2 separate regions of the Homo sapiens genome follow, and region 2 is linked to region 1. The links are chromatin loops, found by intact Hi-C in ENCODE. Cell type or tissue: IMR-90. All regions are shown on one strand. Each heading gives the region's core, and the rest is flanking DNA. Links, peaks and the distances in the headings are about the cores only.

Region 1 (9,742 bases), core at 2,805-5,304:
AATTGCTTGGGTTCTCATGCTGCGTGTAAAATATCCGAGACGGAGAGGTGCTTCAGACAAAAATATACCTTTCCCATGTCACAAATAATAATTATAATAATTGTTTCCTTGGCCAGGTGCAGTGGCTCACGCCTGTAATCCCAGCACTTTGGGAGGCAGAGGCAAGCAGATCACCTGAGGACAGGAGTTCGAGACTGGCCTGGCCAACATGGTCAAACCCTGTCCCTACTAAAAATACAAAAATTAGCTGGCGTGGTGGTGGGTGCCTGTAAACCTGGCTACTTGGGAGGCTGAAGTGGGAGAATCGCTTGAATCCAGGAGGCGGAGGTAACAGTGAGCCGAGATCGCACCATTGCACTCCAGCCTGGGGGACAAGAATGAAACTGTGTCTCAAAAAAAAAAAGTTCCCTTGTCCTTGTTTTCCCATCCCAGACCTAAGCTGACCCCAACAGTGGTTCAGCATCCGGGACAATCACTAGACCTAAAATGAGAAGACATGGAGATGCCTGCATCCCGGAAGAGATGGCCCAGGGCCAGGGGTAAAGGCTGTCTCTGCCCCTTGCTGTCTGGGAAGCTTTGGCCAAATAAGTTCCCTTTTCTGAGTTTCAGTTTGCTCATCTGTCAAATGAGACAGGGTGGTGCATGAGTCATAGGCAGTGCCCGGGAAAGCGGTGAGGGTTGCTCTCATCCCCTCTCCTCCTCCGTCTTCACCCGGAGGCTTAGGGTCTGGAGCTTTCTCTTTAACAAAGGAGGAGGGACCAAGGTTGCCGGAAGCTGCCTGAAGCTGGACAGAGCCGGTTCCTGGAAAGAGCTGGTTCCCTGGCAGGCTGGAGGGCAGGAGCTGGGGCCACGCTGGTCTGGGATAGTTGGGCAGGGAGGTAAGGGGTCTGGGGCCAGCTGGGGCCCCTGGGGCTCAGTGTGTGTGTGAATGAGAGGCTGATGAGAGGCTGCAGGAGTTTGGGAGGCTTTGGGCAAAGTCCAAGCTGAGCAGGTGGGAGTGAGAGGGCCTGAGCGTGTTCTAGGCCCTCCTGGGAATGTCGATTGAATTCAGGGTGCCCTGCAGAAGAAAGTGTTGTGCTGGGGACCCTGAAGGGCGAGAGTGGGTTCTGCCTGCCAGAGGGGCAGGGTTGGGCATTCTGCCAGCCAAGGGGCCAGCCCGAGGTGTCCCAGCCCTGGCACCAGGGATTTGGCTGTGGAGTGCCACCAAGGTGGCCTCTGGGGAAAGGCTTTGGGGACAAGTGAGGTGGACAGCACTGGTGGTCCTTACCTCAACTCATAGATGTGACAGGTAAGGCCCAGTGACAAAAGTGACTTGGCCAAGGTTGGCATGACTGGGACCTGAGCCTGAGCCCCCTGCTTTCCCCTGGGTTATTCCACAGCAGGGAGACCCAGGTCCCCCATTTCAGCCCTGGTGGCTGCCATACGGGACAAGAGGTGTGTGTCCCTGGGCCAAGACAGCTCAGTCCCAGACCTCAGGTGCCTGATGGGGTCTGGGGTTGATAAGGCTGTTGGCAACTTGGGGCTTTTTCATTTAACTGATGCCTGCTGTCCTCTTGTGAGTCAGTATAACCAAGAGGGCTGGGGAAGCCTGGAAACTGAGCCAGGAGCATTTGGTTCCAAAGGACAATTGGCAATAAATATTAAATGCATGCAGCTTTCATAATAGTAACGATAACACTAGTATATTAGAGAAAGTATAGCATCGCGGTTAATAGCACAGATGCCAAAGACACTGCCTGGTGTGAATTCTGGCTATGCTGTTTCTAACTGTGTGAACTTGGATAAGTTACTTAATCTCTCTGGACCTCAGGTTCACTGTTTATAAAATGGAGTCAATGGTGAGTTAATGACTCATCTGTTGTGAGCCAACAGGTGGCTCACACCTGTTATCCTAGTGTTTTGAGAGGCAGAGACAAGAGATTTACCTGAGGCCAGGAGTTCAAGACCAGCCTGGACAACTCAGCAAAACTGCATCTCTATAAAAATTAAAATATCAGCCGGATACAGTGGTGCATGTCTACAGTTCCAGCTACTCAGGAAGCTGAGGTGGGAGGATTGCTTGAGCCCGGGACTTCAAGGTTACAGTGAGCCATGATCGTGCCACTGCACTCCAGCCCAGGCAACAGAGTGAGACCTTGTCTCTAAAACAAACACCAAAAAAACAAGAAAGCGGAAGGATTATGGAGTAGGGGGAGTTCATCCTGACAATCCCAGGATCCCCAGGGGAAAAATCTGGGGATTTCACCAAAAAGGAAGAGAGACCCAATTCCAAGTGGACAGACACCCAACATGGGTGCCCTTACCATGCAGGCTCATTGAATCCTCACAATAGTCCTGCCATGTACACGCTCTTCTTGCAGTTTGTTGTGTGGTTGGTTGGTTCTCATTTTTCGGGTCTAATTTTTAATTTTTTATTATTTTTTTTGAGACAGAGTTTCCCTCTTACTCTCTAGGCTGGAGTGCAATGGCGCGATCTCGGCTCACTGCAACCTCGCCTCACCGCAACCTCGCCTCTCAGGTTCAAGCAATTCTCCTGCCTCAGCCTCCCGAGTAGCTGGGATTACAGGCATGCGCCACCATGCCCGGCTAATTTTGTATTTTTAGTAGAGACGGGGTTTCTCCATGTTGGCCAGACTGGTCTTGAACTCTTGACCTCAGGTGATCCGCCTGCCTCTGCCTCACAAAGTGCTGGGATTACAGGCATGAGCCACCGCGCCCTGTCTCAGTTCTTAGTTTTAATGGTCACTTCCTCTAAGAGGTCTTTCCTGACCTCCATACCCAAAGTAGGTCCCCTTGTTCTTCTCTTTAGGACTCCCTATATGCGTGTTTCCCTCTTAGAAGTTTTCAACATTTCTGATTATTTTGTTTGTCTATGCAGTTATTTGTTAAGTGCCCATCTCATCAGGCTATAATTCAGCTCCAAGGTTGATGTCTATCTTGTCCACAGTGGTATCCCCTGTTGCTAGGTCAGGGCCTGCATCTTGTAGGTGCCCTGTAAACATGCTAAAGTAAGGGTAAGCAGGTCACCATGCTCAAAGCATGACACAAGGTATCAGTGAGATAACGTCTCCAGAGGACTCAGCTGATGACTGGCACATAATAGGGACTCAACAAATGACAGATGTTATTCTCTCTCTCTCTCTTTTTTTTTTTTTAAAGACAGTCTCACTCTGTTGCCCAGGCTGGAGAACAGTGGTGAGATCTTGGCTCACTGCAATCTCCACCTCCCAGGTTCAAGCAATTCTCCCACCTCAGCCTCCCAAGTAGCTGGGACTACAGGTGTGCACCACCACACCCGGCTAATTTTTGTATTTTTAGTAGAGACGGGGTTTCACCATGTTGGCCACGCTGGTCTTGAACTCCTGACCTCAAGGGATCCACCCGCCTCAGCCTCCCAAAGTGCTGGGATTATAGGCATGAGCCACTGCACCTGGCCAATGTTATTCTTATTAACTTACACCACAACCTGTGAGTTGGGGACTGTTTTTATCCCCATTTTAGAGAAGGGGAAACAGGCACAGAGAGGTTGTGACACTTGTTTGGGTCACACAGCCAGGAAGTCGGAGCTGGTTTCTAACTTTTGCTTCTGGTCGACCCCAAAGCCTGTGCTCTTGGGGTCCAGGGTTGAGCTGAGGCCTAGGCTGGGGTATGCGGCATTTGGGGATCAGTGATGACCCATGGGCTTCTTTCCCCTGATGCCCGAAGCTGAGAGGTGCCCTGGGTGGGACTGGGAAGAGGTGGCTCAGGCTGTGCCCTGCCCGAGGGGGCCCTGAGGATTCTCAAGGCTATTCTGACAAGGGCGTGGGGTCAAACTCAGGGCCAAGAGACCCTGATCTCTCTGATCTTGGAACCCCAGCCATGACTTAAGGGTGGACAAGAAGGTTAGGTTTGTGAGTGGGCAGGGGAAGTTGCAGCGCCCCCCCTAGCGGCCAATAATGGAATGGTGGGGACCGGCCCAGTGCTTTTCTGCCTGGGACAAGAGGAGCTGGCTGTATTTTTTCCTTTTTTTTTCTCTACTATTTTTCCTCCCTCTCATTTCCTCCATCTCTTCTTTTCGTCCTTACCCACTGGTCCATTCACACACAGCTCCTCGGCTTCAAACCTCTCAAAGGGCTGAGCGCGGTGGCTCACGGATGTAGTCCCAGCACTTCGGGAGGCCGAGGTGGGCAGATCACTTGAGCTCAGGAGTTTGAGACCAGCCAACATGGTGAAACCCCGTCTCTACAAAAAATACAAAAAATTAATCAGGCGTGGTGACGTGTGCCTGTGGTCCCAGTTACTCGGGAGGCTGAGGCAGGAGAATCGCTTGAACCCGGGAGGCAGAGGGTGCAGTGAGCAGAGATTGCACCACTGCACTCCAGCCTGGGCAAGAGCGAGACTCCCTTTCAAAACACCACGACCACCACCAACACCACCACCACCTCCACCACCACCTCCCAATGGCTTTCCATTGCAGGTAGAATTTGAATAACAACCAAACTCCTCTCCGTGGGCGGGAACCCCCTGCTGGCACCCTTGTCCACATCTCCGCCCTCACCCCCTACCCTCACCTCCTGCCCCAAACCCCTTCTGTCTGCATCCGCGGCACCCCAAAGTGCATTTCTCCCTCGAGGTGGTCCTGGCTGCTGTTCTCTGTAGGAACTTTTCCTCTTGGCTCTCTTCCTGTCATCCATTTCAAAGTTCCCCTTTCAAGAACGTACAGATGGAGGCAGAGTTAAAAGACCCCTCAGCCAATCAAAATGCACGGATCTGATTTGCATCCTGATTCAAACCGTGAAAAACCCCAAACCACAACCAACCACAGAATCAGCCACTGATCATATTTAATGGGATGATTTGAAATGTGAACAATTAACAGATATTTGATGATATGAAAAAATTATATTTTTAGATGTGATCATAGTATTGTGATTACATTTTTAAAAAAATTAGCCTCAGTGAGGTATAATTTACATAAAATAAAATTAGCCCACTTTAAGTATAGAATTCAATGTGTTTGAACAAATGTATGTACAGTCATGAAACCATATGGTTACATATAAAAAAGGAGTTCTTAGGCCAGATGCAGTGACTCGCGCCTGTAATCCCAGCAGTTTGGGAGGCTGGGGCAGGAGGATCCCTTGAGCCTAGGAGTTTGAGACCAGCCTGGGCAACATAGTGAGACCCTATCTCTACAAAAAAGTACAAAAATTAGCCAGACGTGGTGATGTGTGCCTGTAGTCCCAGCTACTCAGGAGGCTGAGGTGGGAGGACTGCTTGAGCCTGAGAGGTCGAGGCTGCAGAGAGCTGTGATTACAGTACTGCACTCCAGCCTGGGTGACAGAGTGAGACTCTGTCTCAAAAACACAAGTTCTTTACCTCCAGAGAGACATGCTGAAATATTTACAGGTGAAATAATATAAAAGAATAATAGTAATTAAGGGGTAAATAATGACACAGGAAGGGGGAGTGGGCACCGATAGGGGAGCGAGTTAGACCATGAGTTGATTGCTGAAGCTGAAGGGTTTTTGTTTGTTTGTTTGTTTTTGAGACGGAGTCTCGATCTGTCACCCAGGCTGGAGTGCAGTGGCACAACCTTGGCTCACTGCAACCTCCGCCTCCCAGGTTCAAGTGATTCTCCTGCCTCAGCCTTCTGAGTAGCTGGAATTACAAGTGTGTGTACCATCATGCCTGGCTAATTTTTGTATTTTTAGTAGAGACAGGGTTTTACCTTGTTGGCCAGGCTGGTCTCGAACTCCTGACCTCAAGTGATCTGCCTGCCTTGGCCTCCCAAAATGCTGGGATTACAGGCGTGAGCCGCTGTGCCCCTGCCAGCTGAAGGTCTTTATACAGTTCTCAATACTTTTGCTATGTTTACATTTTCCATAACAAACGTTTTTACAAAGTTTTCCTCCTGAGAGATGTCTTTCATGATTGCTTTTGCTAAAATAACACCCCATACCCTCTGCAAGTCACTCCTATTTGAAATTCTGTGACTTTTCCTAGTGGGAGGTTTTTTATGACTCGTGGGTCCCCAAACCTGGAAATGCCTGGCACATAGTAGGTGCTGAATAAGTATTTTTTGACTGAGGAATGAATTCTCCCACTCTCTCATTCATTTCTCACCATATATTGGCCACTTTCTACATCCCCAGCACAGCCACACTTATGGAATGAAAGGACCCCAGGCCAAACTTCTTTGACCAGATGGGGAAACTGAGGCCCAGAGAGTCACAGATACTTGATGGGGGTCTCACAGCTCAGCAGCTGGATGAAGTGAAGGGCACCTAAGCCAAGGGCTTTCTCCACCTTCCCCTCCCTGTCCTGGTTAAGGGAACTCTTGATGGGGACTGCCTGGGTGGTGACTTTGTGTCCTCCTGCAGGCTGTCTACCTGGTCTCCAGAATGGACGGCCCTGTGGCAGAGCATGCCAAGCAGGAGCCCTTTCACGTGGTCACACCTCTGTTGGAGAGCTGGGCGCTGTCCCAGGTGGCGGGCATGCCTGTCTTCCTCAAGTGTGAGAATGTGCAGCCCAGCGGCTCCTTCAAGATTCGGGGCATTGGGCATTTCTGCCAGGAGGTGAGGGTGTGTGGGAAGGAGGGGAGAAGTGAGGTTGTGCAGGAGGGAGGGAAGAGTGAGGGGTGTGGGCTGGGGACGGGTTCGGGCAGGAGGGGAAACATGAACTCGTGCAGATGGGAGGGGAAAGGTAAGGGCAGGGCTGTGGGCAGGATGAGGGGTAAAGGCGTATTGGGAGTGGGATGGGGAGACTCTAACGCCATTCCACATAGGCCTTCATGACACCTGCTTGGGTTAGCCGCTAACCCCATTCCTTCTCTTCCCAGATGGCCAAGAAGGGATGCAGACACCTGGTGTGCTCCTCAGGTGACCCCACCTTTTTTTGTTTCATGGGCAGAGGTTGGGGGAGGAGGAATAGGCTGGAGCGGCAGTACACATCCAGGGTTGGTCTCCTCTTAAAGGCCCAGCCTCATCAAGGTCATTGATGAGATGACTACTGTGTACATCCCATCCTAGCCTTCTCCCATAGTTCAGGACTCATGATGGTAGCAAGTGCCAGAAACCCAATTCATATAGGTTTAAGCTACAGGCTCTAAGAATGGAAAATTCTTGGGATAAGTGGCTTTCAGGCACAGGGGGATCCAGGAGCTCTCCTCTCTGTCTCTCCTTCTCTGGACTTTGCTTTCCTGCATATTAGCTTTATTTTTAGGTGGGCCTCATGGTAGCAAGATGGCCACCAGGAATTCCAGCCTTGCATCCTACCAGCCTCCCAACCCTAGGGAAAAGGGAGCACCCCTTCTCGATGCCTCGCCTCAATCCTGGAATTGTTTTTTTTTTTTGGCCCCGCTTGGGTGGCGTCTTCATCCTTGAACCAATCATGGGTTGGGGGATTAGGTTCTGATTGGCTCAACCTAAATTATGTGTCCCCCTCTTGAGTGGAGGAAGGAGTCAATGGGGCATATGAATGTTGGGGACGAGTGACTCTGAAGGGATATGGAGGGGGAGGGGAAGGCATATCAAAGGCCAATCAGCTCTGCCCACTGCCCCTTTCCTCCTTTCTGCACAGGGGGTAATGCGGGCATCGCTGCTGCCTATGCTGCTAGGAAGCTGGGCATTCCTGCCACCATCGTGCTCCCCGAGAGCACCTCCCTGCAGGTGGTGCAGAGGCTGCAGGGGGAGGGGGCCGAGGTTCAGCTGACTGGAAAGGTAAGGGCTCTGGGAAGGGGAGAACCATCTGGGTGGGCTGCTCTCCTTCACCTCACCCCACCCCTAAGACATCCTGTCTCCTTTTCCTTTCGATGAGCTGTGGCTGGGACCCAGTCCTCTCTCAGGATAGCTGAGCTGAGGGGGGAATGAGGTGGGATGGGTGTTGAGGGCTGGGATCTCCCAACTTTCCTCTGCCCACCCTGAGAAGTACCCCTCATGTGTGAACCAAGACAAATGGGAAGCTGACGATGAACAGGAGACTGTCTGTCTCCTTATATCCTCACCAGCACCTGGTATTATCTACTTTTAACATTTTTGCTGTTAGATAAGACAAGAAGTATCAAGATGATGGCAGCATTAGTTCTCATTCTGAGACCACCCCAATAGAAATGGTATCCACTGAGAAAGATATCACCGGTTCCCTTTGTTACCAAAGAAATAGAGACACAGATACAAAATCTGTCTTTCCTTCTGTGAAGAAGGAAAAAATCATTCAAATAATGGAAAACAGATTTTTAAACCTCTCGAAATTAAAACTAAAAGCCAAACTATGGTACGTTAAAGCTGGTCCCAAATACTTCCTGTATATAGTTTCTTCCCTTTCTTCTGTCCTTCCTTCCCTCCCTCTCTTCTTCTTTCCTTCCTTCATTATTTCCCTCCTTCCCTCTTCCCTCCCTCCCTCCCTCCTTCCCTCCCTCCTTCCTTTCTTCATTCTTTCTCTCCTTCCTTCCTTCTTTTCTCCTTCCTTCCTTCCATTTATTCATCCATCTAACCATCCTTCCACACATCACCCTTTCTCTCTCCTCTCTCCCTTCTTTCCATCCATCCATCCATCCATCCACCCATCCATCCATCCATCAGATATTGATTGAGCACATATTCAGTACCTGCTATGTTAGACATTCTAGAAACACAGAGATAGTAAGACATGGTCTTTACACTCATAAATTTGAGATTATTATGAGGAGACACACAGGTAACCAGATGATGGTAACAAAGTGTGAAAAGTGTTGCCACGGGGGAAGCACAGGGCACCAAGGAAGTCAGAGAGAAGGTGTGTTGTTTTAATCAGCTATTGTTGCTTGGTAATGCTGCATAACAAACAGCCCCCAAATAGCAGCAGCTTATAAGAAACATTTGTTTCCGATGCTTTGGGTCTGTGGGAGGGTTAGGGTGGTTCTGCTTTGGAATGTGGGGAAGGATTAAGGTCTGCAGATGTCCCCTGTGTCTTCCCCAGCCAGTGGCCACTGGGGGCACGTTCTTCTCAAGGGCAATGGCAAGAGGGGTGAGAAGAAACGCATGACGGCTCTTAAGACCTCAGCCCAGAACTGTTACACTGTCAGTTCTGCCATATGCTGTTGGCCAGAGCAAGTCACACAGCTGAGACCAACATCAATGGGGAGGGGACATGTGCTCCACCCACTCTAGTGAGAAGAACAGCAAAGCCACATGGCAAAAATAAAATAAATAAATAAATAGATAAAAAACCTGGGCACTGTGGTGTGCACCTGTAGTCTCAGCTACTCAGGAGGCTGAGTTGGGAGGATCACTTGAGCCCAGGAGTTTGAGGCCAGCCTGGGCAACATAGTAAGAGCATGTCTCTAAAAATAGTAACTATTAAGCCACATGGCAAGGTGTAGGTGTATGATTCTAACAGAGGGAGGCAGTGGAGAATTGGGCAGTGGTCAAACCAATGGGCTGTGCCTTAGATTTGGGGAAAGGATCCAGGACAGGCTCCCAACAAGGGTCCCCAGGGTTGGGTATTGAAGGAGAAATCTGAGTCCCCACAGTGGAGAAAAGGGAGGGAATGATCTGATTGTGAACAGAGGAAAAGCTGTGGGTGAAGGTGTGGCGTGGATGAGCACGGTGCATTCAGGCTGAGCCCAGCGTCAGGGAGGGATGGTGAAAGGTGAGGCTGAAGAGGGGCAGAGTTGCTCCATCAGGCAGGGTGGCTTGTAGGTGAAGCTAATGTGTTTCCACCTGAGAGCACTAGGGAAGCATGAAAGGAGTTTGAGCAGGGGAGGGACCTGGTTGGATTTTCA
Region 2 (9,742 bases), core at 3,993-6,492, 380 kb before region 1:
TCTTCAAGGGCGCTGGGCAAACCAACCATTAGCCTGACACTAAGAAGACCCAAGTCAACCCTCCACGAGTGCCTTCCTCTATGGGACCTTCATCTCTACTAAGGTTCAGGCGTCCATTTGCTCCCTCCCCAAATATTTAAACAGCATTAATTATGCACCAACACTGTTGGTTGCCTACCTAGCAGTCATTCCTCCTTTTTACCTTGCCCCCCAAATTCCACCCAGTCCCAGGGGATGTCTTGCTTGGTCTAAGCCAATCCTGGCATCCTGTGCCTCCTTGCCAGTGCACGGTCAGGAGGGACATGTGACCCAGTCTGGCCAATTAAACATAAAGAGAATTCTGCTAAGAGATTCTAGGAAGACTGTCTTTCTATTAAGAGAGAGATGCAGCCAGGCTTATACCTGTAATCCCAACGCTTTGGGAGGTCAAGGCAGGAGGATTGCTTGAGGCCAGAAGTTCCAGACCAGCCTGAGCAATATAGCCACACCCCATCTCTACAAACAAACAAAAAAATTAATTAGCTGGATGTGACGGTGCATGCCTGTAGGTCCCAGCTACTTGGGAGGCTGAGACAGGAGGATCGCTTGAACCTAGGAACTGGAGGCTGCAGTGAGCTATAATGATGCCACTGTACTCCAGCATGGACAACAGAATGAGGCCCTGTCTCTAAAGAGAAAGAGAGAGAGAGAGAGAGAGAGAGAGATGGGTCAGGAAACGAAAAGACCTTTTCAATCTTCCTTCTTCCCTTTTGCTCTGGATGCTGCTGTTTGAGGTTGTGATTTCTGGAGCTTCAGCAGCCATCTTGTGACCTTGAGATGACAATGCTAATTCTGAAATATCAACATGTCAGGGATGGAAAGCAGAAGAACTTTGATGGCTGGGATGGTTAGTTTTAAAAGTCAACTCGGATAGGCTGTAGGGCCCAGATGTTTGGTAATCATCAGTCTAGACGTTGGTGTAAAGGTATTTTTAGATATGAAACAGTAGAGTTTGAGTACAGCGATTATCCTCCATAGCATGGGTGGGTTCAGCCAATGAGTTAAAGCCTTAGGAGAAAAAGACCAAGGTCCCCGCAGGGAGAAGAAATTATCTCTCCAGACTGCTTATGACTCAAGCTGAAGCATCAGCTCTTCCCTGGGTCTCCAGCCTGTCCTGCAGATTTGGACTTGCCAGCCTCTGAAATCATGTAATTCAATTCCTAGAGAGGAGGGAGGGAGAGAGGGAGGGAGAAAGGAAGGAAGGAAGAAAGGGAGGGAAGAGAAGGGAATGGAAGGGAAGGGAAGGGAAGGGAAGGGAAGGGAAGGGAAGGGAGGGAGTGTGGGAAAAAGAAAAGAAGGAAAGAAGGAGGGAAGGAGGGAGGGAGGAAGGAAGGAAAGGAAGGGAAGGGAGGGAGTGTGGGAAAAAGAAAGGAAAGAAGGAGGGAAGGAGGGAGGGAGGAAGGAAGGGAAGGGAAGGGAGGGAGGGAAGGATGGAGGGGGGAAAAGGAAGGAGGAGGGGGAGTGGGGGAAGGAGGGAGGAAGGAAAGAAGGAAAGGGGAAAGAGGAAGAAAGGAAAGAATGGAGGAAGCAAGGGAGGGAGAAAGGAAAGAAGAAAGGAGGAAGAAGGAAGGAAGGAAGGAAGCTACAGAGAGAGAGAGATACACATTTTATTGGTTCTGATTCTCTGGAAAACCCTGACCCATATAATGGCTTTGGGATGGGATGGCGGGGGGATGCTCCTGACCTAAGGACTCCTCATGAAGAATAAGAGTGTCCTCATGGTCTAAGCCTCTCTAAGTTGGGTTTTCTGTTATTTGCAGCCCAAGCATCCTGGTTAGTGCACCTGCTCTATCATTTCTATTGCTGCTTGAAAAGCCACCCCAAAACTAAGTGACTAAAGGCAACAACCAGGTATTATCTCTCATAAATCTACAGGTCAGCCAAGCAGGTGTGCCAGTCTTAGCTGGGCTCACTTATGCCTCTGCCTCGACAGGCATGTTGGTTGAGATAGATGGTCTAGCACCATCTATGTGCTAGGCATGATCCTGGATTTTTTATTTATTTATTTTGCTATCAATAAAGGACACTATTGGGACAATTGGCAAAATACAAATAACAGCTATAGATTAGGTCATTGTATTTTGATTACCTGATTGTGATCATTGTACTGTGGTCAGGTAAAAGAATTTCCTTATATTAGGGAATACATATATTGAAGCACTAGGGGGTATAGTGGTATAGTGTATGCAGTTCATCCTCAAATGTTTCAGAAAATTTTATATATCCATGTATTGTGTTTGTGTGTGTGTGTGTGTGTGTGTGTGTGTATACAGAGAGAGAGAGAGAAAAGAAGCAGGAGGAGGAGGAAGAAGAAGAGGAGGAGGAAGAAGAGGAGGAGGAGAAGGGGGAGGAGGAGGAAGAGGAAGAAATCAAATATAAGGTTAACATTTGAGGAATCCAGGTGAAAGGTATAAAGAATTTATTGTACTCTTTGTAAGTTCTCTATAAGCTCCCAAATTAATTTAAAATAAAATTTTTAACAAAAAAAAAAAAAAAAAGGAAAGGAGCCAGGGTTCAAACTTGATTTGGGGCTTTCCGTAGGAGACCAGGGTTACACACTGACTCCTAGGGTCCCAGAGTTCATCTCAGGTCAATCTGAGGCTCTCTCAAACTCAACTAAAACATCCTCAACAAAAACAGCATGAGGATGAAGCCCTTTAGCCAGGAGAATTATGGCGGTGATGCTTTCACTGAAGCAAAGGTTGTCGCCCTCATTTTTACTTTGGGGGAATTTAGATTTTGGTAGGTAGGATTTTCTTTAGCCATCAGTGCCCATAGGAAGGCAGAATAGGATATTGGGTTAGAATCCTGGTTGTACCATTTAGTTGCCATATGACTTTGAACAAACAAATTGAGTTTTCCATGTCTCGGTTTCCTCATCTGTAAAATGAAGAACTTAATAGTAGACATCACATAGGGTTGTTATGGATTAAATCCATTAAAATGTCTGTAAGGAGCTGGGGACAGTGCCAGTCACAGGAGTAATGCTCTGTAATTGCTACTTGTCATCATCACCACCATCATCACCAAGATTAATAGGATTTCCATTAGGATTCTTGACTTTAGAGTCAAGAAATCCAACTTGGAGCCAGTGATGCATGCAGCACTTACTCATTGGTGACACTGAGTTAGTTACTTGTCCCATCAAACCACAGTGTCCTTATCTGTAAAATGGGAATGATACTAACCACTGGGCATGTGACATATTCAGCCTGGTGTTGGGCACACAGGAGGCCTCATTGGTGGCTGGGAGAAAAACTACCTGGAAAACCCACTCAGATGGCTACTATTATTTTAATAAAAGAAAAGAAAGAAAATAACAAGTGTTGGTGAGGATGTAGAAACATTGGAACCCTGTGTACTCTCGGTGGGCCTGTAAAATGCTCTGGGAACAGTATGACAGTTCCTCAAAAATTAAAAATAGAATTACTATATTGTATTCACTCTGGCTGCCATAAGAAAATATCAGGCCGGGTGTGGTGGCTCACACCTGTAATCCCGGCACTTTGGGGGGCCAAGGTGAGTGGATCACCTGAGGTGAGGAGTTCAAGACCAGCCTGGCCAACATGGCAAAACCCTATCTCTACTAAAAATACAAAAAATTAGCCGGGCGTGTTGGCGTGCACCCGTAGTCCCAGCTACCTGATAGGCTGAGGTAGGAGAATCGCTTGAACCCGGGGGGTGGAGGTTGCAGTGAACCAAGGTTGCACCACTTCACTCCAGCCTGGGAGACAAAGCAAGGCTGTCAAAAAATAAAGAAAGAAAGAGAGAGAGGGAGGGAGGGAGGGAGGGAGGAAGGAAGGAAGGAAGGAAGGAAGGAAGGAAGGAAGGAAGGAGAAAGAAGGACAGAGAGAGAAAGAAAGAAAGAAAGAAAGAAAGAAAGAAAGAAAGAAAGAAAGAAAGAAAGAAAAGAAAAGAAAAGAGAAAAGAAAATATCATAGACTGGTGGCTTAAACAACAGAAATTTACTTCCGACAGTTCTGGAGGCTGGAAGTTTGGGATCAGGGTGCCAGCATGGTCTGGTTCTTGTGAGACCCCCATCCCTGGCTTACAGGCTGCTGTCTTCTTGATACTCCCTCACACAGCCATTCCTCATTGCCTGTATGCACAGGGAAGGAGAAAGAGAGATCCCTGTCTCTCCTCTTCTTATAAGGCTACCCATTTTTATCAAGTTAGTACTCCATCCTTATGACCCCTTTTGATTTTTTTTTCTTTTGAAAAGGAGTCTCACTCTGTCACCCAGGCTGGAGTGCAGTGGCGCGATCTTGGCTCACTGCAACCTCTCTCTCCAGGGTTCAAGGGATTCTCTTGCCTCAGCCTCCGGAGAAGCTGGCACTACAGGAGCGTGCCACCACACCTGGCTAATTTTTGTATTTTTAGTAGAGACGAGGTTTCACCATGTTGGTCCAGCCTGGTCTCGAATCCTGACCTCAAGTGATCTATCCATCTCTGCCTCCCAAAGTGCTGAGATTACAGGCGTGAGCCACAGCGCCCAGCCCCTTATGATCTTAATTACCTCCTAAAAGCCCTATCTCCAAATACAGTCACATTGCAGGTGAGGGCTTCAACATATGAAAAGGGGAGCGGGGAGTTCAGTCTAGCACATATGATCCAGCAATCTCGCTTCTGGGGATACACCCAAAAGAAGTGACAACAAAGTCTGGAAGAGATATTTGTACACCCATACTCATAACAGCTCTATTCACAATGACCAACAGGTAGAAGCAACTCAAGGGTCCACTGACAGATGAACAGATAACAAATAGATAACAAAATGTGGTCTATACCTACAGTGGAATATGCTTCGCCCTAAATAGGAAGAGAATCCCGACACAGCTACAACATGGGGAAACCTTGAGGACATTACGCTCAGTGAAATAAGCCAGGCACAAAAAGGCAAACACTGCATGCTTCCACTTATAGGAGGTACTGGACTAGTCAAGTTCTTAGAGACAGAAAGTAGAACAGTGGGTGCTACAGCCTGGAGGGAGGGGAAAATGGGAAAATTCTTGTTTAAAGGGTACAGTTTCAGTTTTGCAAGATGAAAAAGTACAGAAATCGGTTGTAAGACAATGTGTATATGCTTAACACTTAGCTTAGATAGAATTGAGATGGTAAATTTTATGGTATGCATGTTTACTGCAACAAAAAAATTAAAAATAAATTATCTGGAAATGTCTCCAGCATTAGAACGAGGGACCAAAATAGACCACTAGGGGGCGTTCTATACACACGCTCCCATTTCATTTCCCGGCCCTGCCTGCTGGACTCAGGCGGTTGATTTGTACAGGGAGGAAAAGGTCTAGGGTTCCTCTCTCTTTTCTGCTCCCCCCACCCTTCCCCAAATGAACCAGCTCTGCATAAGCAACACACACACACACACACACACACACACACACACAAACACACCTCCCCCCAACTCCCTCTCTTAGTCCCCTAGCCACACTAAACTTCCACCACACCCCAGGCCACACTAACTCTAAACCCCGTTCTTTCTCTGGGTTCCTTCTCTCCACGTTGGAGACACAGCGAATTCCAGATTGAGTGTTCCCACTTCGCCTGGCTGCTCATAGGCCTTCTCGATGGCCCAGGAGCTGGGGAAGAGAGGACAGGAGGCAAGGACCCACCCACCCACACTATAAAGGAGAGAAACTGTGGTCCCCAAAGACAAAGGGACACCACAATGGAAATAGATCAGACACCTCATATCCCAGGTGCAAGAGCTCCGAGGTCAGCCAGACCTGGGGTTTTCAGGCTCAAATACTCACTGTGTATGCCACAACCTCTACTGCCTCAGTTTCCCCACCTGTAAAATCTGTAATAATGCCTGTCAGAGTTGTTGGGAGGATTAAAAGAGCATAATAAGGTGGCTCAGGGTTGTAATCCCAGCACTTTGGGATGCCGAGGTGGATCACTTAAGGTCAGGAGTTTGAGAACAGCCTGGCCAACATGGTGAAACCCTGTCTCTACTAAACATACAAAAATTAGCCAGGCATGGTGGCTCATGCCTGTAATCCCAGCTACTTGGGAGGCTGAGGCAAGAGAATCACTTGAACCTGGGTGGAGGAAGTTGCAGTGAGCTGAGATCATGCCACTGCACTCCAGTCTGAGTGACAGAGCGAGACCCTGTCTCAAAAGAAAAGAAGAGTGTAATAAAATCCCTGTACCTAGAAATCACTCCATGAATGGGCTAACTGCTATTCCATACCCCTTAGCCGATGCCGCCTGGGTCCCCTTCCATCTCCCAGGGGCTTCTGCTGTGCGAGCACCAACCCTCCAGTTTGCAGTTTCTCTTAAGAAATCTTTCTTGAAGAAACTCACACCATGATCTTCTGGCCACAGGGCCAGTGATTTCACCAGGTAGGACTCACTGGCTTACAAGTAATAGAAACCCCATTAAACCACCTCAAGGAAACTGGGGTGCCTCATGGAACCTAAGGAAAAGTTGAATAGCCAGTCGCTGGGAAGAACCCCTTGGGAAACGCAGGAAACATTCTCCCTCTCTTCTCCCCCGTGTCTCCATCTCTCTCCCTCCCTACGCCTGCTTCTCACATGGCTGCACTCACTTCCTCCAGCCCACTGACCTCCCTGCCATTCCTACAGCATGTCAAGCACCCTGCCACCTAGCGGCCTTCGTACCTGCTGTGCCCTCTACCCAGTACCCTCTTCCTCAGATCTCCCCTTATTCGCTACTCTCCTTCAAGTCATGGCTCAGATGTCACCTGGGTAGTACCTTCCCTGACAAGCTGATTAAAGTTGCAACCCCAGTCTGGACAACATGGCCAAACCCCGTCTCTACAAAATATACAAAAATTAGCCAGGTGTGGTGGTGCACACCTGTAGTCCTAGCTACTTGGGAGGCTGAGATGGAAGGGTCAATTGAGCAAGTGAGGTTGAGGCTGCAGTGAGTTGTGATTGTGCCTCTGCACTCCAGCCTGGGCAACAGAGCAAGACCCTGTCTCAAAAACAGAAAAAACGGCAATCATATCTCCACCCTGAGCACGATCTGGATGATCTAGCCCCTCCCTGCTTACTCGCTTATTTCTTTAATCTTGGTCCACAAAAAAGGGGGTTAATAATGCTCTCATCAGCTTTTAATTAACTGGTTAATTTTAAGAATGGCTGGGCACAGTGGCTCACACCTGTAATCCCGGCACTTTGGGAGGCCAAGGCAGGAGGATCACTTGAGCCCAGGAGTTCAAGACCAGCCTGGGCAACAAAGGGAGACCTTGTCTCTACAAAAATAAAATGAAATAATTAAGTATGGTGGTACATTTCCGTAGCCCCAGCTGAGGCAGGAGAATTGCTTGAGCCCAGGAACTGGAGGCTGCAGAGTGCTGTGATCGCACCACTGCACTGAAACCTGAGCGATCGAGCGAGACCCTGTCTCTTGAAAAAGAAGAAGAATGTAATAAACACCTGTGAAACCACTACCCAAACAAAAGCTAGGATCTTGACAGTGATTTACATCTTACCATATGGCCCCCCAACCTGTGGCGCCACGTTGCCCTCTTAATCCTCATCCTAAATCCTGTATTTATTCTTCCCTTGTTTCCCTTCATACAGTTTATTATCGCATATGTGTGCCCATAATTTTAGTTGCCGTTGACTTTATAAAAAGGGAATCATGTTTATGTAACAGGACATTTTTCATTGAATATTCTATTTCAAAGATCCATCCATATTACGGCGTGTGGCTGTATAGTTCCTTCGTATTGAGTGCTGCGTAATATTTCATCGTGGGAATTAAACCATAATTTATTCATTTGTTCTCTCCAGATGGGCATTTGGGTTATTTCCCAGCTTTGACCACTGTGAACAGAGCTGCTATAAACATCCTTCTATGGGACTCCTGCTGTGAATGGGCAAGAATTTCTCCAAGGTCCATACTCCAGAGTAGAATTGCTGGACCATGGGGTGTATATGTGCTTAACTATCAGAGATAAAGCCGGGCTGTTTTCCAACATGGTTGCACCAAGTCACGTCCCCACCAGTAATGTCTAAGAGGGCTTAATTTTTCTCCACTGCACTTACATTACAAGATGCACTCTATATTTGTGCATTTATTTACTTTTTCTCTCCTGCCACCTAGAAGGTCAGCTTCTAGGAGAGCAAGCGTTTTATGTCTTTTATTCATCATTGTATCTTCAGTGCCTAGAATGGTATCTGGCACATAGCAGGTGCTCAGTAAACATCATCTGATTAGATGAATAAATGGATGGCTCTAAATGGGCCCTAAAAGCTCGCAATATCACATATGATTAGCCCAACTACCTAGAGACAGGTTGACAACCATCTCTCAGTTTTAATCCCTTAAATCCAGGGAAAGAACCATTGGCCAAAGCCTACAAATACCTGGACCCCCCAGCCAACTACATCAGTTTCTGAGGGTGGGGCTTGGACATGGGTAATTTGTATGCACTCTGCAGGAGATTCTCACATGAATCCAGGGTGGGACCCAGTGCTCTGGGGTGGGGAGGGCGTTCATCTCACCATCTCGCCCATAGATGCTCAAGCTGCTTTCAACTCCGGCTGTATGTGAATTTCAGAGCAAGACCCTGGGATGAATCTGTGCTCACCTGGAACCAGCCTCTGCCTGGTGATGGGGAGACACTGCTCCCAGGAACCATGACCTGCACACATGGCCACGAGAGCAGTGCCCACCTTAACCTTGGGCCTGCAGACCCTCCTCGCTAAGCAAAGCCGGCTGTGGATGTCACCCTTCTGAGGCTTCTCCAATTCTACTGCCCATTCTCAGCAGGCAGCAAAAGACCTTTCACCACTCGCACCCCACCAGTGTCCTACAGGCCCAAGGAACACTCTGACTTCCAGGGGCCCCATTTCAGTCCCCAGAGACACCCAAACAGTCCTTCTCACTCTGTTTCCTGTTTTCCACTTAAACTTTTTCTCAACTGCTGAAGGGGAGGTCACAGCTGGTCTGCACAGAAGAATGTAGAGGGCTGGAGAGAAGGGCTCAAAAAAGCCTAACTCACTCGGCTCCACAGGCTGGGGACAGGGGTGGCATGTGTCTCCCAGGGCTCATACCCTAATGCACATGCCCCTAATACGGTCTTCAGTGTTACTCATCTTGTTTTGTGTCCCCTTCCAGACTCTCCTGTACCTAGACCAGGGCTGGACATACAGTAGGTACTCAATAAAGTCTAGTTAATTCCAGGCTCTTTCCAACACAAATCAAATCACATCAAATTTTTAGTAATTCCCATGACTCTTAGAATAAAATTGCAAACCCACACTGGGTCTTATAAGGCCCTGCATGGTAGCTCTGCCTCTTCTGGCCCCAGGCTCACCCCTCTTCTTTCTCAGTGGTTACTTGGTCTCCTTTCTGTTGCTTTAACACACCAAGCGCTTTCCCACCTCTGGGCCTTTGCACATCCCTGTTTCCTCTGATTTAATCATTCCCCCTCCTACCCCACTCAGCCACATTAAGACCTATGAATCCTTCAGGGAGTGGCTGAAACATCAACTCCTCTGAAAAGCCCTCCCTGATTCCTTAGACCTGATAAGACCCCTGTTAGATGTCCTCACGATATCCTGTACTTTTCCCTCATAGTCTTTGCAAAAGTTTGGAATTAGACTTTGTGTGATTCTTGATTCATGTCCGACTTCCTCACTAGACTCTGAGACCCAGGAGGGCAGGGACCATGCTGCTGGTGTCAGCTCTCTATCTCAGCACGTAGCCCAG

Evidence for each region. A loop is a pair of places that touch in the nucleus more often than their neighbours do. Peaks named below come from ENCODE experiments on the same cell type or tissue, not always from the same donor. Only the 100,000 strongest peaks of a DNase experiment are listed, where the experiment ranks them.
Region 2: it touches region 1 in a loop (18-fold over the local background); 9 of 110 quality-filtered maps call a loop at or near these places.

What each region holds. Positions count from the first base shown.
Region 1 is chr12:113,421,600-113,431,341 of GRCh38, forward strand. SDSL (serine dehydratase like) reads left to right here and starts at 781. Exons shown (of 8, transcript NM_001304993.2): 1 at 781-878; 2 at 6,363-6,557; 3 at 6,821-6,860; 4 at 7,561-7,700. The coding sequence starts at 6,384. In IMR-90, for the core only: a CTCF peak has its summit at 3,927 (motif pointing left); no DNase peak of the experiment used is centred there.
Region 2 is chr12:113,043,584-113,053,325 of GRCh38, forward strand. No RefSeq gene overlaps it. Among named protein-coding and RNA genes, the nearest start is that of DTX1, 8.3 kb to the right of the region's middle. RefSeq lists a silencer at 5,226-5,345 and an enhancer at 6,414-6,583. In IMR-90, for the core only: a CTCF peak has its summit at 5,252 (motif pointing right); no DNase peak of the experiment used is centred there.